Linked DNA regions of Homo sapiens: region 2 is linked to region 1. Evidence: read pairs that join two places in POLR2A ChIA-PET (ENCODE). Cell type or tissue: GM12878. All regions are shown on one strand. Each heading gives the region's core, and the rest is flanking DNA. Links, peaks and the distances in the headings are about the cores only. Region 1 overlaps RGL1 (ral guanine nucleotide dissociation stimulator like 1). Region 2 overlaps RGL1 (ral guanine nucleotide dissociation stimulator like 1).

Evidence for each region. Peaks named below come from ENCODE experiments on the same cell type or tissue, not always from the same donor. Only the 100,000 strongest peaks of a DNase experiment are listed, where the experiment ranks them.
Region 2: POLR2A ChIA-PET joins it to region 1 with 5 read pairs; 2 of 35 experiments call an interaction of 5 or more read pairs at or near these places.

The regions. Positions count from the first base shown.
Region 1 is chr1:183,839,485-183,849,425 of GRCh38, reverse strand. RGL1 (ral guanine nucleotide dissociation stimulator like 1) reads right to left here. Exons shown (of 18, transcript NM_001297671.3): 3 at 1,652-1,860. Among named protein-coding and RNA genes, the nearest start is that of RGL1, 39 kb to the right of the region's middle. RefSeq lists an enhancer at 7,589-7,638. In GM12878, for the core only: no CTCF peak of the experiment used is centred there; DNase peaks (open chromatin) are centred at 4,437, 5,965, 6,735, 7,687 and 2 weaker places; H3K4me3 peaks cover 2,375 bases; H3K27ac peaks cover 4,557 bases.
Region 2 is chr1:183,926,016-183,935,956 of GRCh38, reverse strand. RGL1 (ral guanine nucleotide dissociation stimulator like 1) reads right to left here. Exons shown (of 18, transcript NM_001297671.3): 18 at 7,425-9,852. The coding sequence ends at 9,665. It overlaps COLGALT2 (collagen beta(1-O)galactosyltransferase 2), which reads left to right. Exons shown (of 12, transcript NM_015101.4): 12 at 1-123. Among named protein-coding and RNA genes, the nearest start is that of COLGALT2, 110 kb to the left of the region's middle. In GM12878, for the core only: no CTCF peak of the experiment used is centred there; no DNase peak of the experiment used is centred there.

The sequences.
Region 1 (9,941 bases), core at 2,924-7,923:
ATAAAGCTATTGAAAAGATTATGATAGATTCATCTACACGTGCTGGTTTTGAAATAAGAATTACATTTTTTGAGCTTTCAATATGCCAGCCACTGTTCTAAGCCTTTTATATATACTAATTCACTTAATGAGTAAAAAATTTCCAAGATATGCAGATAAGTAAAAACTGAAAACTGGCCAGGCGTGGTGGCATGCACCTGTCATCCTAGCAACTCAGGAGGCTGAGGCTGATCTCTTGAGCCCCGGAGTTTGAGGATGCAGTGAGCTATGATTGTGTGACTGCACTCCAGTCCAGTCTGGACAACAGGACAAGATCCTATCTCTAAAAATAGAAAAAAAAAATTTTTTAAATGAAAATTGCAGAACAGACTATGTACTGTGATGCTATCTGTATCATAGGTAAGTATATGTGTCATATGATAAATATATAAACATATCATATATATGACATACAGTACATAAATGTGTGTATATATACATACATACTTTCTATACACCCAAAAGTGTGGGAAAAATACAAAAGGATGGTTCACAGTGATTTCCTGGGAGGAATGGGATTGGAGCTTGGAGAAAAAAATATTTTACTTTTTATTTTTATAATTATCTGGGCTGATGGAACTTTTCACCATATACATGGATTACCTCTATTTTTAAAATGTTAATATGTGTTATTTGCCTAGTTGATGGTCTATTTAATTTTCTTCTTACTACTAATATTTTTAAATCTAATAAATGTTATTTGGGGAAAAGGCAGCAATATGAACAAACTTTAATATTTTGCATATTCTTCCACAGTGTAAGAATTTTTAGCATGAGCACAGATTACTTTCAAAATAAAAAAATTTAGTTAACAAACATCAATACTCAACAAGCCCAACAGAAAGCCGTATCTCATTTCCTTCCTTATGCAGGAAACCCCAGAATATAAGGATTTAGATGAGGATTCTCCTGATTCTAAAACAATTGTTTGGCTGACAGCTTTCTTCCTCCCAGTATCAAGTTGATTTAATGATATTTTCTAAAAGACCAAGTTTAATTCTAAATAAAACAGAAATAAAGAGGAAAATCTAAAGTTTAACAGTGTGTAAATATCAATGTATACTGCTCTATGTAATAAGTAGCTTAAAAATACGGATCAAGGATATTTATGTGCAGATCCTTAAAACAGTCAATACATGCTGACTGTTAATAGTTATCATCATCATCGCATCATCATTGCCACCATTCCTAAGCTGCTTCCTGTGGATCTAAGAATGAGCTCCACACTTCACACATATTAGCACATTTCATCCCCACAACATCCCAGTAAAATTCTTGGTCAACTGATTATTTACTGAATAATATAAAATTATAAAAATATGGAGAAATTTAGGGTGGCAAATAGTAAATCCATAAAGCAACTGAATCTAGATTTAAGGTATCCACTCTCAACTCTTTTATAAATCTTTTAGGAGATATTTTTCCCCAGCAACAGACCATAAGTGGCTCCTGAATGATCTTCTTTTCATTTGTGCCAAAGGTCATCCCTTCCCGTTAATCTTTCCTCACATATCTCTCTCCGAATACCAAGTGCAGGTGATTCAGAACCTCGTGCTCCACTCCATAATCAGCCTACATTTCTTTCAACTCAAAAGCTCCTTTACATTCTTACCTGTCCAGCAGTAGTTCCAGCACTTCTTTAGTGGAGGCAAAGCCTCTGTACGTTGAAAGAAAGATGCTGATATAGGTAAAGTCATTGTCCCCAAAAGCTGTCAGCAGGTTCTCCACAAGCTTCTCCAAGGTGCCAGCTTTTATGGTCCTGATCTTACAGGTTTCATATTGACTGACTGTGTGTCCTGGAGGCAGCTGGTCCCCTTCAACCTGTATAATAAATTAACAATTACCATAAGGAGAAATGACTCCCTAAAGTAAAATTGGAAGCATTGAAATAGTTGAAGGCCATAGCCTGTTATGTTTCCTCTCATTCTTATTTATTTATTTATCCCTTTTGTTACCCAGGCTGGAGAGCAGTGGTGTGATCACAGATCACTGCAGCTTGGAGCTCCTGGGCTCGAGTGATCCTCCTGACTCAGCCTCCCAAGTAGCTGGGACTACAGGCTCAGGCAACCATGCTCTGCTCATTTTTGTATTTTTGTTTTTGGTAGAGATAGTGTCTCGCTATGTTATCCAGACTGGTCTCAAACTCCTGGGTTCAAGCAACCCTCTCGCCTTGGCCTCCCAAAATGCTGGGATTATAGGTGTGAGCCACTGCATGCAGCTTACCCTCACTCTTATTTAATTTCTCTACATGTCATATAAGGCAATGCTCTCTCCTATGAGTTTAGTGTGGTAGGGTGGTGGTGGTGGAGGTATGCGTGTTTCCTACCTTTCTAGAAGTAGAGGTATTACTTCATAATGGTTACATTTGCTTCTACTTACTCCCCTATCAAGAACTAGTTTGCTGATATAATTTTACCAAGCGCATTTTTAATGATACCAGGATCAGGTTTAGCAAGCATTCCCTTTGTTTTGTTCCATGGAAAGTTTTCAAACTCATTCTTTTTTTTGAGATGGAGTCTCGCTTTGTCGCCCAGGCTGGAGTGCAGTGATGTGATCTTGGCTCACTGCAACCTCCACCTCCTGGGGTCAAGTAATTCTCCTGCCTCAGCCTCCCGAGTAGCTGGGATTACAGGCACCCATCACCACACCCGACTAATTTTTGCATTTTTAGGAGAGACAGGTTTTCACCATGTTGGCCAGGCTGGTCTTGAACTCCTGACCTCAGGTGATACGCCCGCCTCAGCCTCCAAAAGTGTTGTGATTACAGGCGTGAGCCACTGCACCTGGACAAACTCATTCTTTTTTGTTGTTGTTGTTGTTGGAGTTTTTTATTCTTTTTTTTTTTAAAAATTATACTTTAAGTGCTGGGATACATATGCAGGTTTGTTACATAGGTATACACATGCCATGGTGGTTTGTTGCACCCATCAACCCATCATCTATATTAGGTATTTCTCCTAAGGCTATCCCTCCCCTAGTCTGTCACCCCACCCCCGACAGGCCCCCATGTGTGACGTTCCCCTCTCTGTGTCCATATGTCCTCATTGTTCAACTCCCACTTATGAGTGAGAACATGCGGTGTTTGGTTTTCTGTTCTTCTGTTAGTTTGCTGAGAATGATGGTTTCCAGCTTCATCCATGTCCCTCCAAAGGACATGAACTCATCCTTTTTTATGGCTGCACAGTATTCCATGGTGTATATGTGCCTCATTTTCTTTATCCAGTCTATCACTGATGGGCATTTGGGTTGGTTCCAAGTCTTTGCTATTGTGAACAGTGCTGCAATAAACACACGTGTGCATGTGTCTTTATAGTAGAATGATTTATAATCCTTTGGGTATATACCCAGTAATGGGATTGTTGGGACAAAGGGTGTTTCTGGTTCTAGATCCTTGAGGAATCGCCACACTGTCTTCCACAATGGTTGAACTATGAGTGAACAGGCAACCTAGAGAATGGGAAAAAAATTTTTGCACACTCATTCCTAAAGACAGCTCCTATGGTGGAGTGCTGGAGCTGAGTCATACTGGTTTTGGAGAGAGGATTGTTAAATTTTAAGAATTTGTGTGAGCCAGTTGAAATCATGTTGATAGCTTGAAAAACTGGCCATGGTTGGAGTATATTCTCCGTGGAAATCTATGGAGATGGAATCATGATCTGACTTTCTTCAGTCCACAGACGGCAATGTGCATTTTGATTCAATATCATCAGCAATCAACAGAGCTGACTGAGAAAATGGTTGTACCAAGCACCACTGGGTTAAGCTCTGGGGAGTGATGAAAAGGGTGGGTGGGTGTATGACCCTGCCTTCTGGAAACTTGCAAAGTCTAAAAGAAGACATTTACTCACGAGAAGCAGCTAGCACATGAAAATGAAACTGTAAATGAATATTGGTAGATATAATTGTACCTTGGTAGATATAAACCATAATACATAAAAATTCATTGGTAATAAAATCTTCACAGCTTAAAATTTGAGTATAAGGGAAGAGAATTAAAATGAAGAAAAATATTGGTGTGCCTTACATTCTGCAGTAAATCTGTGCCTAACAAATTATACAGAGATGCAATTTTGAAAGTTTAACTCATCCTTCATAGGCACTAAGGAAACTGCTCTAAAGAGAGGAGGTCTATTTCTAAAGCAAAAATAATCCTAAGTGATGCGAACAATCGCCAGGCGGTTTATCTGAATCGCAAGTTGAATTGTAATTGTTTTATGTCAGATTTCCTAAATTGAAATAGTCACATGTGAAAATTAAAGAAGAGACACAAAGAAGAAAGAAGTGGATCTCTAATGATGATATTGTGCTTACTAAGTAGCATGTTTGCTTTTCCTTCACCTGGCCTGTCAGAAATCAAACTACTGGAAGGAAACTAACAGATGGATTGCTTTCAGAAAGACCAGAGTGGTGGCAACTGCTTTCAGAAGGGGGTTAGAATAGCTTAATGTCATCATGTCAAACCGCTAACAGGAATTAAAATTAAGACTCCAGCTTATGTGGTAGATGGCTTTATCTCTTTATTTAATTTCTGAAAGTTTTCTAGGGAGAGGGATCTGGTTCAGGCAAAATAGCAAACATTTCTTTAGGCCTCTTAAGACTGTTGACTCAGATCAGGGTCTAATAGCTGTTCTTTATCACTCTATATGTAGTTTTAGAACAAACCTTGTAGTACCCATCTGTTCCCCAGAAGTTCCAATTAACTTTATCAGAAACAATAAGTGAAAAAGATATATGGTTTAGAATTCTACATGTTATTAATTATTTGGTTCACTGTTGCTTGAAGTGTGTGCCGTAAAACACTAGTTCCAAAAAAAACTCCTATGGTCAAGTTTGGGAACTATAGAGTTCAACAAAGTCAATGATATCTCTTTACTGCAGAATTTCTCATATGCCAACGGTGTTATTCAACTCCAAGAGAGGGGTATGGTATGCAGCATTTCCAGATGGATTTCTCTTTAGTCTGAGAGCATCTTGCAGAACTTCAGAATGCACATACTTTGAAAAATTTTGGCTTATTAAATTACTGTAATGCATTTAAAACTTAACTCATATTTACCACTTTTCATTTAAAAAAGAAAAATCAAAACATTATAAAATATAATGTTAATTTTTATTTTCAAATGTGTATTCCTTTGATCTCTTTATTAATACAAAAATGTCAGGATGTTTTGTGTTTTGTACCTTGTCACTTCAAAAGACCTGGCCAAAATAATTGTCAGCCTGCATGATATTCAAAAGTAGCAGTTAGAAAATATACTTCAGGATGGGAGCGGTGGCTCACGCCTGTAATCCCAGCACTTCGGGAGGCCAAGGGGGGTGGATCACCTGAGGTCAGGAGTTCAAGAACAGCCTGGCCAACATAGTAAAACCCCATCTCTACTAAAAATACAAAATCAGCCACGTGTAATGTGCGTGCCTGTAGTCTCAGCTACTCAGGAAGCTGAGGCAGGAGAATCACTTGAACCCAGGAAGCGGAGGTTGCAGTGGGCTGGAGATTGTGCCACTGCACTCCAGCCTGGGCAACAGAGCGAGACTCCATCTCAAAAGCAAACAAACAAAAAAAAACATGAAAATATACTTCAATGTTAAATATTAACAACAATAAAAGGAATGGCTTCTCAGTGGTTAGGGATAGTCAAACTCTGATTTAAATCAAGCTTCCTCGCCTTGTGATAATAACAGTGTTCCCTTACCAAACAATGTTGAAATTTGACGATTCTTATTTTACTTACAATGGAAACTCTACTTTAATTCTAAATCCTTCTTATCAAAAGTGATGATTATTTAAAAGAACTATTTTTTCACCGAGTATTGACGTGTCCCAAAATTCAAACACAGAGAAAAATGCTTGTCAAAGGACCTGATGAAGTGGGTCCCATTTCCTGCCAGAAAGCAGAGATTTGGCAGAAAGCCAGGGTTCTCCCTTGGGAATGGAATTATGTTTCTCATTAACCCAGCCCCTCTCTTTCAGTACTTTCTTACTCGGAAAAAATTTCAATATGCATACATGATTCCTGTAAGTCCCTTTAACAGTATTTGTTCCTCAGGGTTTGCATCTGTGCATTAGGAAGAACCACATATGACCTAACAGAAGACTAATAAAATATTTTGAAAATTTAGATTTAAAAAATAATTTTCAAAGTGAACATCAATGACAATATCATAAAATAAGTATAGAATTGCTCTTGTGCCTACAATCATTCTCACACAAAATAACAATGCATGTTAAGTTATCAGAGAATTTGCTTAATGTCATTTTCTGTAGAACTGCTAAATATCCTAATACCTGCTTATTATGGCAGGGGAAAGATCTGATGACTTCTAATTTGCCAACATTCAAATAGAGTACATTTCTTATGAAACAAAAACTTAAAATGATCTGCTTACCACTGAAATTATTTTGAAATGAAACTGTACAGAGGGGAAACACAAAAAATACTCTGCCATATGGCCCGACAAGAGAAGCTAAAATGTTAAAAGTTTCATTTTTGCAAGAAAAGATTCCTATAGGTCTGTAAGTGTTTTAAGAGACTTTAGGACCTGTTTTTGCTTATATTATCTTAGTAACTTTGAATTATTAAGTTGAAGACGAAAGGGGTGGAACCCTTGTCAGACAAGTGCTTAATAACCCAGACTTAGAAAGCAAGACACGGAGGCCTGAGCCTGTCCTGTGGGTTAGCACGCTAACAGGAAACAGCTCAATCTGGATTTAATCATAGACCGTCGCTTTACTGACAAGATCACGGTACTGTGACCACAAAAATGTTTCATGTTTGTTTTTTTGGTTGATCTTTGTGCCTTTAGAATCCAGCTTTTTCTAAGAGAACATGTCTGAGTCCTATGGGGTAAATATCTAAAACTGTGCCCAAGTGTCCTACCAGGTAATTTCCATAATTATCGATTTTGGCATGAGACGGAGAGGAAAAAGGGCATGTGAGAGATGAAAGATGCCATATTTCAATTCCGTTTCCAGTCATGGAAAAATAAACTCTTTCACCTTCTAAAACATAAACTGTTAACCAGTTGGGTGTTTCTAATTTGAAAAAAAAAAAAAGTCCCTTCAATCAAAATAATAATTCAGTCATCTGATAGTTTAACAGGGAACGTGTTAAGCAAACAACCTCATTAGGATGGAGACAGTATGGAGTCCTCCACACCATGATCACTCTTCAGTATATCAGTTCTCAGGCATCTTGGCCTGAGCAGCAAAGTAAATAGTGAGTACTATTCCAGCTGTTAACTCCCTCCAAAAATCTAAAACCCACACCCAATCCCTACATTCATCCCCAAACACCAAAAGTAAGTTTTATGCTTCCTTTTCATATGCCCTACAACCACTATCCAGCAACAACAAACCACCACAATACAGGCTGAGGATCTTTTATCTCAAATTCTTGGGACTGAAAGTGGTTTGGATTTCAGAATTTTTCAGATTTTGAAATATTCCCACTATACTTACCATTCAAGTATCCCCATTCTGAAAATCCAAACTGCAAAACACTGCAATAAGCATGGATGTTGGAGCACTTTGAATTTCGGTTTTAAGATTAAGGATACTCCACCTGTATAGGAAAACCCACAAGCTGACTCACAAATAAGCTCTGCTCATCTCTCCATATTACTCAACTGCATAAATTTCTTTGCCATGCAACAAAATTTGCATCATTCTCTCAGCAGAAATCATGTATGTAATGACACCCAGCAGAACATGACAAGGCCAATACACCTGAGTACTACAGTGACTATTTACACACAGGACACTCAGAGATGTTAAGGTAAAGTCTAGAAAATACTTTAGGGCCCATGATGTCAAGCTCAACATGAGGTTCTGCCTTGTGTGAACTTTTATTAGGTTGGTGCAAAGGTGATTATGGCTTTTGCCATTAAAAATAGTGGCAAACTTAACAAAACTTAAACCAAAACTTGTCACAATCACCTTTGTGCTAACCTAATATTGGGTGGGAAGTCACTTTTTTGCTAGGTTAGGGTTGACAGATAAATTACAGGATGCCCAGTGAAATTTTAATTTCAGAGAAATAATGAATAATTACATACTATGTGGTATAAGTATGTCCCATTCCATGTTTGGGATCTATGCATACTAAAAAAACCTATTTGTTATTTATCTGAATTTGAAATGTAATTGTGTATCCTGTATTTTTATGCTACTAGCACATACACAATGGCTGTCTTTTCCATTTATTCATCTACTTATTCAGCTACATATTAACTAAATGGTACTATGTGCCAGGCACTGTGCAAGGTACTAGACATATAAAGGTAAATAGCATGCAGTTCTGGCAACCAAGTTGTTCAGTCTGGTGAAGGAAACAGACACAAAGAAACCATTACAATAAAATGTGAGTAAAATGGTGGAGAGAGAGGCAAGACATGGAGGGAAGCACCAAGAGGGGCCCAGTGTAAAGGAGGTGTCAGAAAAGGCTTCTTAAGTAGGTTCTGTCTGCACTGGGTTGTTTTGTTTTGTTTGTTTGTTAGAGATGCAGTCCATCTCTATTGCCCAGGCCGCAGTACAGTGGTGCAATCAGGGTTCAATGCAGCCTCAACCTCCCATGCTCAAGCATTCCTCCCACCTCAGCCTCCCAAGTAGCTGGGACTACAGGCACGCACCACCCCAGCTAATTTATTTATTTATTTATTTATTATTTATTTATTTATTTATTTATTTTTTAGAGACAAGGCCTCGCTATATTGCCCAAGCTGGTCTCAAACTCCTGGACTCAAGCGATTCTCCCACCTTGGCCTCTCAAAGTGCTAGCATTACAGGCATGAGCCACCATACCTGGCCTGCACTGGGTTTCACATAATGAATGAGAGTTAACTATGTTGGGGAGGGCACAGCAGGCAGAGAAACAAGCATTAAAAAAGTCATGAAAACGCTATCCCAAAGTATGGAACTTTGACATGCTGAGGACTTTGAACTAAAGGAATTGGAAGGCCTCAGAAGCAGCCTCAGAAGCAAATTCTCTGACCTTTTCCTGCCCTCCTGTCTCCTACACTTCTTTCTCCCTTGAAGTGAATCATAGAAACCAGGATTCCTCCTTCCCAAGGTGAGTCATAGAAACTAGAACCCCCTCTTATCCTAAAGCAAGGCTTAAAGCCTGGAAATATTGCTCTAACCTCCCTCACCTTTTTGTTTAGAAGCTGACCATAAATTCTCTGACCTACCTTGTCTGATAGTAGATCATAAGACCCTCATTCCATAGGGGTCCTGGCCCACACCCAGGGGGAAAGAAGAATACTACAAAGAGTGGCCAGGAAGAATCTGAACAGACAGGCCTTGCTGGGTTCCCCCTTAGTCTATTACCATTAGATCATACCCGTTTCATCCAATCACATTTCCACATGGCTGTCCATTCTTCATTGACTCTAAGCATAAAAATGGAAAGTTTCCTCTGGCTCTTTGGGCCATTATTTCTGAAGGCTCCCATGTCACATAAAACTTTGATTAAAGAAATCTGTTATGCTTTTCTCTTGTTAACCTGTCTTTTGTTATAGGAGAGTTACCGATGACCCTTATGATGGGTGAGGAAAGGCATCATACCTTTCCACCACTACAGGGGGAAAATGTGTGGCTGCATAAACAATATGACAGAGGGAAGGAATGCTTTGGCTGGAGAGCCAGCAGGAGACTACCTGATTATGGAGGACTTAGGTTGCATGCTAAGGAGCTGAGACTCTGTGTCCTGTTGAAATGGGAGACCAATGATGAGGTTTTAAGCATAGTCAAGGAAATCAACGTGGAGGACAGATTTGATGAGGACAGTTTTAAAGTTGGAAAAACCAGTACGAAAGTTGTGGATATTCCAGATAAGCAACTGCAAGGGCTTTAACTAGTACAATAATAGGAATGGAGAAGGTGGCAGATGGGAGGGACACATTTA
Region 2 (9,941 bases), core at 2,043-7,042, 87 kb before region 1:
AGAAAGAGTGGACACCCGTTCCCCTGCATCATCTGTCTTGCGTGCTATTTCAGAGTGGGGAAGTGATAAACTATTTGCCTTCTGGAGCTCTTTGTGAAAAATTAAAAAAAAACTTAGCTCAAAGATATGATTGTCAATTGCTTCCGCAGGCACTGATCAATGGCCAACGCTGCAGAGATTACCAGGTCTGCCCTTGACCAAGGATGTCAGAGTCAGGGGGAACCATCACTGCTGTGTGATCCCCATGGCAAATGAGGGGAGGGTGGTTGCTGCCCTTACTGTGCAGTGAGGGTTGTTTTAAACTGATGGGTACTGTTATGTAAGCTGAAAAGGATTCCAAGGTACAGAAAGATGGAAGAGAGCCCCCACTGGGAGGGAGTGGAGGTGTCCATCTTGCATTTTGTGCTACAGGTCAGCCTATCCGTTCATCAAAAGATACTGAGATACTGTGATACCAGTCCAAGGCCAAAGAGCTTTTTCCTGGGGAAAAATAACAGCAGCAACAAAAAGAAAATCCTTGTTGATCTCAGTGACTGCTTGAATTTTTAGATCAAGCTTACCCCTAATCTCAAAAACCAGGCTGTGAACACTGCCTTGCTGCAGGCTTTGTGCTGGGCACTGAGATGCTCAGAGAAGTAGGTAAGGTCCCTACTGCTGTGTGGGGCCCGCAGTCCAATGGAGGAGCAACATAAAGCAGGTGGCTGCCAAACAGGATGGTTTTATTTCAGAGATGAACAAAATGGGCAGAGGAGGACTGTCAGGGCAGCTCTGCTGAGAAGGTGACATTTGGGTTGGGTTTTGGAGGATGAATTGGAGTTCAGAAGAGGGAGGAGGGCTGGGCACAGTGGGTGGAGATGCTGTCCAGGCATTGCCTGACAGGACTATGAAAGGGCCAAAGTGGGATTCATGGGAACTCAGTAGGGCAGAAGAGTTAGGCATGTGTTGGGGTTGATAACAAACAAGACTGAGACACAATCATGCTGGCAAGGCAAGTTGGCTGCCTCCCTCTCAGGGCTGTCTCCTTCTCAGGGCTGTCTCATCATAAGCACAGAGCCCAGCATTTCTGGGAGAATTCTAAGTTTGGTTACCATCTTGACAGATAATACAGAGGCTTCCAGTAAAATGTTGATGTCCAAAACAAGAAATATTCCCACTCAGCTACAAATTTGGGAATCTTATGGTTTTTCCCTTATGATTGGAGCAAATCCCTCCCGCTAGTAACTATAAAATAAAGATGTGTCTTCCCAGGAGGCTTTCTATAACGTGCTTTTGAGACATTCTTGCCAACTAAACAGAGGAAAGAAATGATCCAGAAGTGATCTCCCTGACAGAAGTTAATTCACTAAGGAGTTAAATAATGACAAAGTAAAGTTAAAATGAGGCTGGCTATATGAGAAGAAAATAGCATGTAAGGGGTGACACGTTCTGAAAACTAAGAGTAGACAGCTTTGGAAATGTCACGCCCACATGATGTTTTGTGGTGATGTTTATTATTTCAGGGGAACCGGCTGTCCTTCAATTAAATGCAGCTGAGGGAGGAAGGCCAGCAGGAGAGGAGGGGCATATGAGGGGCTTCCCTGTGAGCCCGCGGCCCTAAGTCAGTGTAGGGCAGCTGAGACAAGAACCAAAGTGTGGACAATGTCCTTTTGTACCTGCTTGGAGAAGAGAGAAGTAATGATGGTAGATTTTAGTACATTATATTACAAAAGATTACGTGAAAAATGGTGCTCCCTCTTATCCCAGGGACAGAGCAAGAGGAGTTTAGGTGAGCTTTCAGGAAGAATTCATTGACAGAATTGTCAGACACTGAATGGGGTTCCAAGGTAAGTGGTGGAATGGCTCCATTAAACTTTGTTGCTGGGCAGAAGAGTGGCTTCCTTTCTGCTCTGTGAATTACTGAAATGCCCTAGTATTTTGCTTCCACCCATGGATGTGCTAATATGTGAGCTGATCTTTGTTCAGTAGCCTCTGTGACACCAGCTGTGTTGCTTCCAATCCAAAGCCATCCATCCTCCCATCTGCCCTCAAAAAGAGTGGAAAGAATGAAGAATCGTCTCTGAGGATTGCCTTCTCTTTATTTTTAATTTATGGAGTTTGTTTTTATGCCCGTCCCTGTAATTCTCCAGCCTGGCTTCTCTGGAACAGGTGCTTTAGTAAACTTACCATGTCTGAGCAATCCTAGGGCCCACAGAGCACTAGCTCTGCCCCCATGGACCTGGCAAGGCTTTGATGGGGGTTTCCTATTCCACGGGTGGCTGGGTGGATGTCTGGGCTCTTACTAGTGGGGGAATTTGATTTTCAAAGTGGAGTGGGCAGCTCTCTCTCTCTCTCTGTTCTTAGATGCTTGGAAATTAATCAGCGACAGTTTCTTCTCCCAAAAGGAAATGAGAAGTTTGGAACAGACCCCCAGACAGGAGTTCAGTTGTCCAGGCATTTTGATGGTGTGGCCTGAAGGGCTTTAACTGCTTTTAAAAATTGCTAGCATAAATTGTGAAGACTTGAAGGGGATGATATTGTTGCTCAGGCCTAGCTCAGGGGAGGAAACCATGAGCAGAGTTGAGTGCAAGGGACAGAGTGGTGCAAGCCTGTTGAGAATCCGAGGGGAGAGGAAAGAGGCAGCTTCTAGCGCACCACACACGGAGCAAAGTCCTGGTGCTCAGAGCACAGTCTGGGAGAGAAGTGCAAGGAGTGGGGAGAAGAGACTAATGCAAGCCCATCGCTGGAGACAGTGATGCCAGTGCACAGGCCAAGAAAGAGGAGAGGGAACCAATGGGGAAAATAGTGTGGTAGGAGGGAGGCTTCAAATGGAAGTGGTGACAGCCTTGTCCTTAGAGTTTTATCCTTTTAAGTCTGCAACTATGGGAGAGATTGAGTTGGTGTTGAGTTGAACCGCTTGCACAGGAACAAGTGAAATGTCCAGTGCCCCCAATGCTTGGGGAAGAGCAATAACTCACAATCAAGCATCTCCATTGTCCCTGGACAGGGCCTCTGGAACCAGAGTCGAGAACCCCTTCCTGTAGGAAAGACACAGGGACTGTGGACAGACACAGAAGGGGGTACCCAGGAGCAGGGAGCAGAGTTTCTGGTGAGAAAAATCCACCCAAGGAGGTGGGGACTCATGGGAATCGCTGCCAGCTCTGTGTGGTGGCCGATCTCTCAGGCCCTGAGAGGGACACTCCGGCCCAGGGCTGCTTGACATCAGCCAGCCTCTCCTGTCACAGCCCGTCCAGCGAGAGTGCCCACTGCAAAGCCTGCAGGCTGGCCAGGGAGGCTGCGCCGGGCCCACATCCCCGTCTCTGTGAGCCTTTTTGGACCCCAGCCGTGGAACAAGCTGCAGGAGCCCTGGACGCCCTCCAGCTCCGTGAGTCAGTCTCTCCCCAGAGCAGCAAGCAGGCTTAGCTTTTCGCAGGGTGCCGTTCCACACGTGGAAGCCCCACCTCTAAGAGTTTCACGTCTGGACCATTTGGCTCCTCCCGGGAGGAGGTTGGAGGGCTTCTTTGAAGACATGACTTCCCTTAGGCCAGAAGCTTCCCAGGAATAACAGCAACTAACTCTTGTATCATGCACCAAAGTGAACCGCACTTTCCCTACGTGTGCTGTGTAGTTTAATACAGCATGAACCTCAAGAAGTAGGAACTATTCATTAATCTCTATCTTTCAGATAAGGCAAAGAGCTAAGGGAAGCAACTTGCCTAAGGTAGTAAGTGGCCTGGGAGTCAGACCGAGGCAGTCAGATCTCACCAAACTGCATCCACTTCCAAGCTGCTGGGGGATAATGTGTCTCATTTCTTGTTTTCTCAGTAAAATTTAATGTTTTAATCTCTCACTCTTGCACTCTGTCTCACCACACACACACACAGCCTGATACATAAAGCTGGCACTTCTAACCCATGTCTGTCTCCCCTGTGAAACCTCATATACTGATTATTCAGCTGGTCATACTGCAAACTCTCAGATAACATATTTCTGCAGACTTGGATGTTAGATACTGAATAAATGAGGATCAGAAATCGATGTCAAAGGGCAAGCTAACAGTCTCATTTAGAATGCTTCTCCCATTTCAAAACTGGTGCCTTGATTTTTTTTTTTTTTTTTTATGGCAGGAACAATTCAGAAACAGCTTAAATCATTCAGTCTTCTTCTTCTTTTTTTTTTTTTTTAACTTGCTGCATTGGTAACCCTTTTCATTCTTGTGTAAGAAATTGGAACTGTAGCACATAATGATGCTTTGGTATGAAATAATGGTAGGAATAAAAATGATTTCTTCTGAGAAGCCTGTGTTAAAGCACTTGGATACTGATAACTGGCTTACAGGGAGGCTGATCCAGGTGGTCTTAAAACTGGCTCTCCTGAACGCCACTCAAGCCCCAGTCCCATCTGCTCCTCCTTTGTTAACTCCTGTCAGTTGATGCCTCTCCTAGGAGTTTCTCCCGCTGCAGGCACCCCCGGGGAACACCCGAGACTACAGATCAGAAATGGATTCCAATCCAGCTGGGGTGCTAACTCACAATAATCATCTTTTTGGCCATTTCCTCATCTGTGGGATGGAAATGATGCTCAGGATAGTAGGTGGCAGTGCTCTGACCCTCAGTAGAATGTTCCTCAGACACTTCAAAGAACCAACCAGGTGCCCAGCTGACCGAGATAGTTTGTGGGAATTCATGTGACTGGAAGGCTGGGGATGGAGCCCACAGATCCCAGGGATTCTCTCCAGTTCCGTGAGGCTGTGGAAGTGTCTGTCAGGAGAGCCTCCTCCATTCAGTGCCTGGCCCAGTGTGATATGCTCAGAGTGGGGTTTGATGATCCAGAGCTCTGTCCCTAAAACTTGGGCAACTTAACTGTTCTGTGTCTCAGCCTCATATCTATAATACGAGGCCACTGACTACATGATTTGTAAGGTGCCTTCAAACTCTTAAGAAAACATTACATACATTGGATTCCTTGAAATTTTAAGTAAGAAACTTGCTTCCACAAAGGTTTCTGGGTAGAGATGTTGAGAAACCACACCCAATAATGGTTGCCAAATTGTGAGTCTAAAATAATTAAATTTGCCTGGCTCCTATTTGATCTGTTGGGTTTTGTGTAAATACTTTACATTTCCTAGGTTTCTTTTTTTAACCTGACTTACAACTACATCTGTAAAGTAGCTCCTAGTGTCATCAAAGTAGGAACCACATCAGAAGAAAATAAATTGTTGGTGAGTGACTGTATGTTAAAAATTAAAAATAAATTAGATTGGCTGGGCGTGGTGGCTCATGCCTGTAATCCCAGCACTTTGGGAGGCCAAGGCAGGCAGATCGCTTTGAGCTCAGGAGTTTGAGACCAGCCTGGGAATCATGGCAAGACCCTATCTGTATAAAAAATACAAAAAAAAAAAAAAAAAAAAAGAAAAAGAAAAAATTAGCAGGGCATTGGTGGCTTGCGGATGTAGTCCCAGCTACTCATGAGGCTGAGGTTGGAGAATCGCTTGAGCCCAGGAAGCGGAGTCTGCAGTGAGCTGAGGTTGCGCCACTCCAGCCTGGGTGACAGAGTGAGACCCTGTCCAAAAAATAAAATTAAATTAAAAAATAAGATCAAGGCTAGTTCTAGACAAAATTAAATTGTTCTTTCTAGTATTTTCTCCTTTCAGCATCTCTCTTTCTTCAACTCTTCCTCTGTTCTGTGCAGCCTCCTCTCAAGTCCTCACTGCCATCTCTTCCAAACACTTTCTGATGACTGCCAACGGTGAACAAACCCGTGCACCCTAGGAGAAGGCATTACCCCTCTGTGGCAGAGGTGGTCGTGTTCATCAACTCCTCCAGGTTTCTCCTGCATTTCCCACCTCCCCTGTACTCACATCGGGCCCGGGGACTGGTTGATGGGCTGTGAACAGAAGTGACAGGTGTCGCTTTGGTCTAAGGCAGTTGGGAACAGTTTGTGAGTTCTCTTTACTCTCTTTATCATCACTGTGACTGGAAGGGAAACACCGAGATGGCGAAGTTGCAAGATGGAAGCTGCCTGGATCTGTGAGCTGCTGTTAGAGAAAAGCTACTAAGGAGTTTCCTGGCTTGCATTACACTGTCCCGTGAAAGAAAAAATAAACCTCGGTCTTAAGCTGTTGAAATTTCTTGGTTTGTTACTTCGGTCCAGCCTAGCCTAGCCTAACACATCCCTTCCAAAGGTATTTAATTTTAAGAGAGATGTCTAGGGGGAAAAGCAATGCAAAATGCAATGGAAATAACTTTGCCTAGTGGAAATGTAGGCATCTGAAGAAAAAGAGGTTTGAGTCAGGAACCTCCTCAGTCCCCCTGAAATCAGGACACGTAAAGCAGTATTGTATGCCTCCTAATGATCCTGCGCTGCAGGGAGAATTTACAAACGTTCCAAAGAAGACAAGTTTAAGACATTATTCCTTCAGGCAGACTGTCCCCAGGCCCAGTTTCTAGAAAAAGGCAAAACAAGGGAAACAGGCTTTTAGAATGATCTTGAAAAAACAAGTACCAAAGACAAAATTCCCTTTTTTTTCTGCCCTACCCCATATTATCAATTTCCTATTATTAAAATTTCTACTTGGCTTCCTCTAAAAATTCCACAAGGGCACAGAACATTTGATAATTTGGATCCATTTAGAAATCTACTAGAAAATAATCCTGGGAACTTTTTAACAGTATGATAAATGACAATACTGTGCATCTGTCCAGTGAAGCTGGCCTCAGACGTAATGCCTTTGGGGAAACTGCATGGATCAGTTTAAAAGGATTTCAAGTGTAATTCTTTCGGGAATGCCTTTCCTCCCTCCATGGAGGTCCCCCTGGCTTCCAAGGCACCATGGGCGGTTTCAAGAATTATGCAGGTGGTATCCATCACAAAATGCGGGGAAAGGCTCTCAGAAAGGTGACAAAATGCTAACTTGGACCCTCACTCTAAGTTGGATTATTAAGTGTCCCCATGCCGGGTGCGGTGGTTCATGCCTGTAATCCCAGCACTTTGGGACGCTGAGGTGGGCAGATCATCTGAGGTCAGGAGCTCAAGACCAGCATGACCAACATGGTGAAACCCCACCTCTACTAAAAATACAAAAATCAGCTGGGTGTGGTGGCTCACGCCCGTAATACCAGCTACTCAGGAGACTGAGGCAGAATTGCTTGAACTGGTGCAGCGGAGATTGCAGTGAGCTGAGATCGCACCACTGCACTCCAGTCTGGGCGACAGAGTGAGACTCCATCCCTAAGAACAGCAATCTAGCAACGGCATCATCTCTGACTGCAGTCTCCTAAGGAAGTCATTCTTTCCCCCAAAGGCTTGTGACACTTGCCAGTGGGGAGGATCCCACCTAACTCTGCCACTGGCTTTCCCTGTGCTCCTCCAACCAATTCAGCGGGCTTCCCAAAAGCTTACTGACACACTGGAACCCAAAACCCACCTGGTTAATAATCCAGATACAATCCCTTTGGGTCTGGCAGCACATGCCAGCCAAGTCCCAAACTAGTTTATTAGTTTAACCAAAAGGTAAACAGATGATGGAGATGCAGAAAGACAAGCATGCGAGCAGCTAAAAGCATTACCCGGCTGTCCACCAGGAAACAAATTTAAGACATTTAAAGTGGCATTAAATAAATGAAGCTAAGTTTTAGCTACTTGGAATTTCCATTGTCTTTAAAAAAGGTAAATATATATATATTTTACATTGCAGTATATAAATCTAGACTCTACATATACAGTATAAATACACAGGATGAACACGGGCACAACATATATGTCTTGGTGGTCACGCCCTCAACCAGGCCAATGGTTTTATTTATTTTTTTTTTTTTACCTTCGCACCAAGAATATCAGGCTGAGGCTACATATACTTCAACCTGCATGAGGGCTGCCACCCTGGCCATCTCTCCTACAAGCACAGAAGCACAAATCGAACAGGGATTGAAAACAGAAGAAAGTGCTTTTTGACTAGTTGAAACCCAGTCAGTCTTTACAATGTGTAGTCCAATCTCCTGGAAAGACCAAAGGAAATTGGAGGACTTCCTGGCCCGTTCTTCGGTCCATTGCCGCAAATCTCTAAACTTTCCCTGGTGCTTCTTGTGGAATTCACATGGCTATTTATGCAACGCAAATCCCACACAACTTTTAGGAGCTGTATTATGGGATTAAGAAAAAAAAATAGCTCCATGTTACAATCTGCACTTCATATTCCGGGTTTGTTCTCTAAATTTTTGGAATAAAAACTGGTATTTTGAGAATCATTTCTTAAAAAGGACAACATTCTGAAAGTGCTTCTTACACATGTCAATATTCCACATATGGCTTTTAGTTCAAACCCCAGCACAGCTCAGACTTGGAAGGAAGAGTGTGATGGTGTTATGAGAGACAAAAGTGTCACTTAACAATGATACTGTGATAGCAAGCACGGGAACCTGGAAAAAAAAAAGTTATTGATTCCATCTGGAAGAATGTACCTCTTAGACAAATGATTCAGATAATCTATACAGCCCCATCTCTTTCCCCACGACTAGGCACAGTAATGCTATAAAAGTAAGTAAAATAGGATGCTGTTATCAGCAGGGAACATCTTCTGAGGGGCTATTAACGGGACAATCACTGTTCAGAAATCTTTCACAAGCTCAAAATAATCAAACGTAGTCAATTGCAGTAGAAATTTCCACACCTGAGGAATAAATTGCACATAATAAAGAGGTACTAAGATCCAGATGGCAAAAGACTCCAGACACATAGTTTTACATGCAAAAGGCAATCAGAGAAGGCAATGAAGCAGTGACATTCCAAGACAGATAAGAGTCCAAATGAGTCACCATTCTTTTGCGCTTTCTTTTCTGGCTTCATTACCAAAGAACATGGTTATTTGTGCAATGATTATGATATGTTCTTTAGGGGGAAAACGGAAATACACGGGGTTGCCAGAAACTGAAATGAGCTTGTTTCAGGAGCTTGACACCTCCAGAGGTGTCATGATGGCTAGACCAGTGGGGCGATGGTCCTCCGAAGCTCCTCCTGGCCTCCCTAGGGTAGCAGAAAGTGGCAGATGCAGGCAGAGGTTGAAGGCCACCAGCTCATCCAAACCCTTTCCAAAGTGGCCTTTCATACAGCCTGTGGCAGTTCCAGCCTCTGCAGTTGTTTTTATCTGGTGGCACTTGATTGAGAAAGTCATCCTCTCCCTTTATAAAAATAAAGTTTGGGCTTCTTGTAATACTGGCACAAAGGACACTCTCTATTCCCAGGACTGATTCCATTTACTCAGAATATACGAGACTAGGTTCTCAGTTTCTTCTATTTCCCTGTAAAAAGTGACCTCAACTTCCCAGGCCATTGTGCAAATTTGTTTTTCCATAGTCCATACTATCCCATAAAGTCCCTCTTATATATTTTTATATAGATACACATGCATACCAAATACATGTGCATATATATGTTTTAAATGTTGGTAATTCTGCATTTTAGTCTCAAATGAGTCAAAGAGAATCAGTGAATCGTTCATCCTTTTCATGTCAAATTCATTTCCAGTTTCCCCACGGTGCCTATCATAATGCTTTGCACACCACAGGAACTCAATAAATATCTGCTGACTTCACCAATGATCCTCGAACACCGGATGGTAATTGCAATCACCGCAGCCTGTTTCTCAGCCCCACTCTGCCTTTGGCAAACAAGGGGCCACTGGTCCCTCCCTTCAGAGGGTGATTTTGCTGTGTCTGTTACTCCAGCAGCCCCGTTTAGCTGTCCTGGGCAACGTCAAGCTGGTCCGGCTACGCAGTTTCACTTGTTCTTCCATGGAGTTCTTTTTGCGCAAAATGAAGTCAAAGTTCACTTGGCTGTTCATGGCATAAAAGACATTTGCTGAGTCTGGAATCACAAGTTCTGAAAAAGATAAGGAAAGATAAGATGGTCAGCTTGTGGAGGTCAGCTCAGTACTGACAACGGCAGCTGTAAACCTTGCCCAGACACAA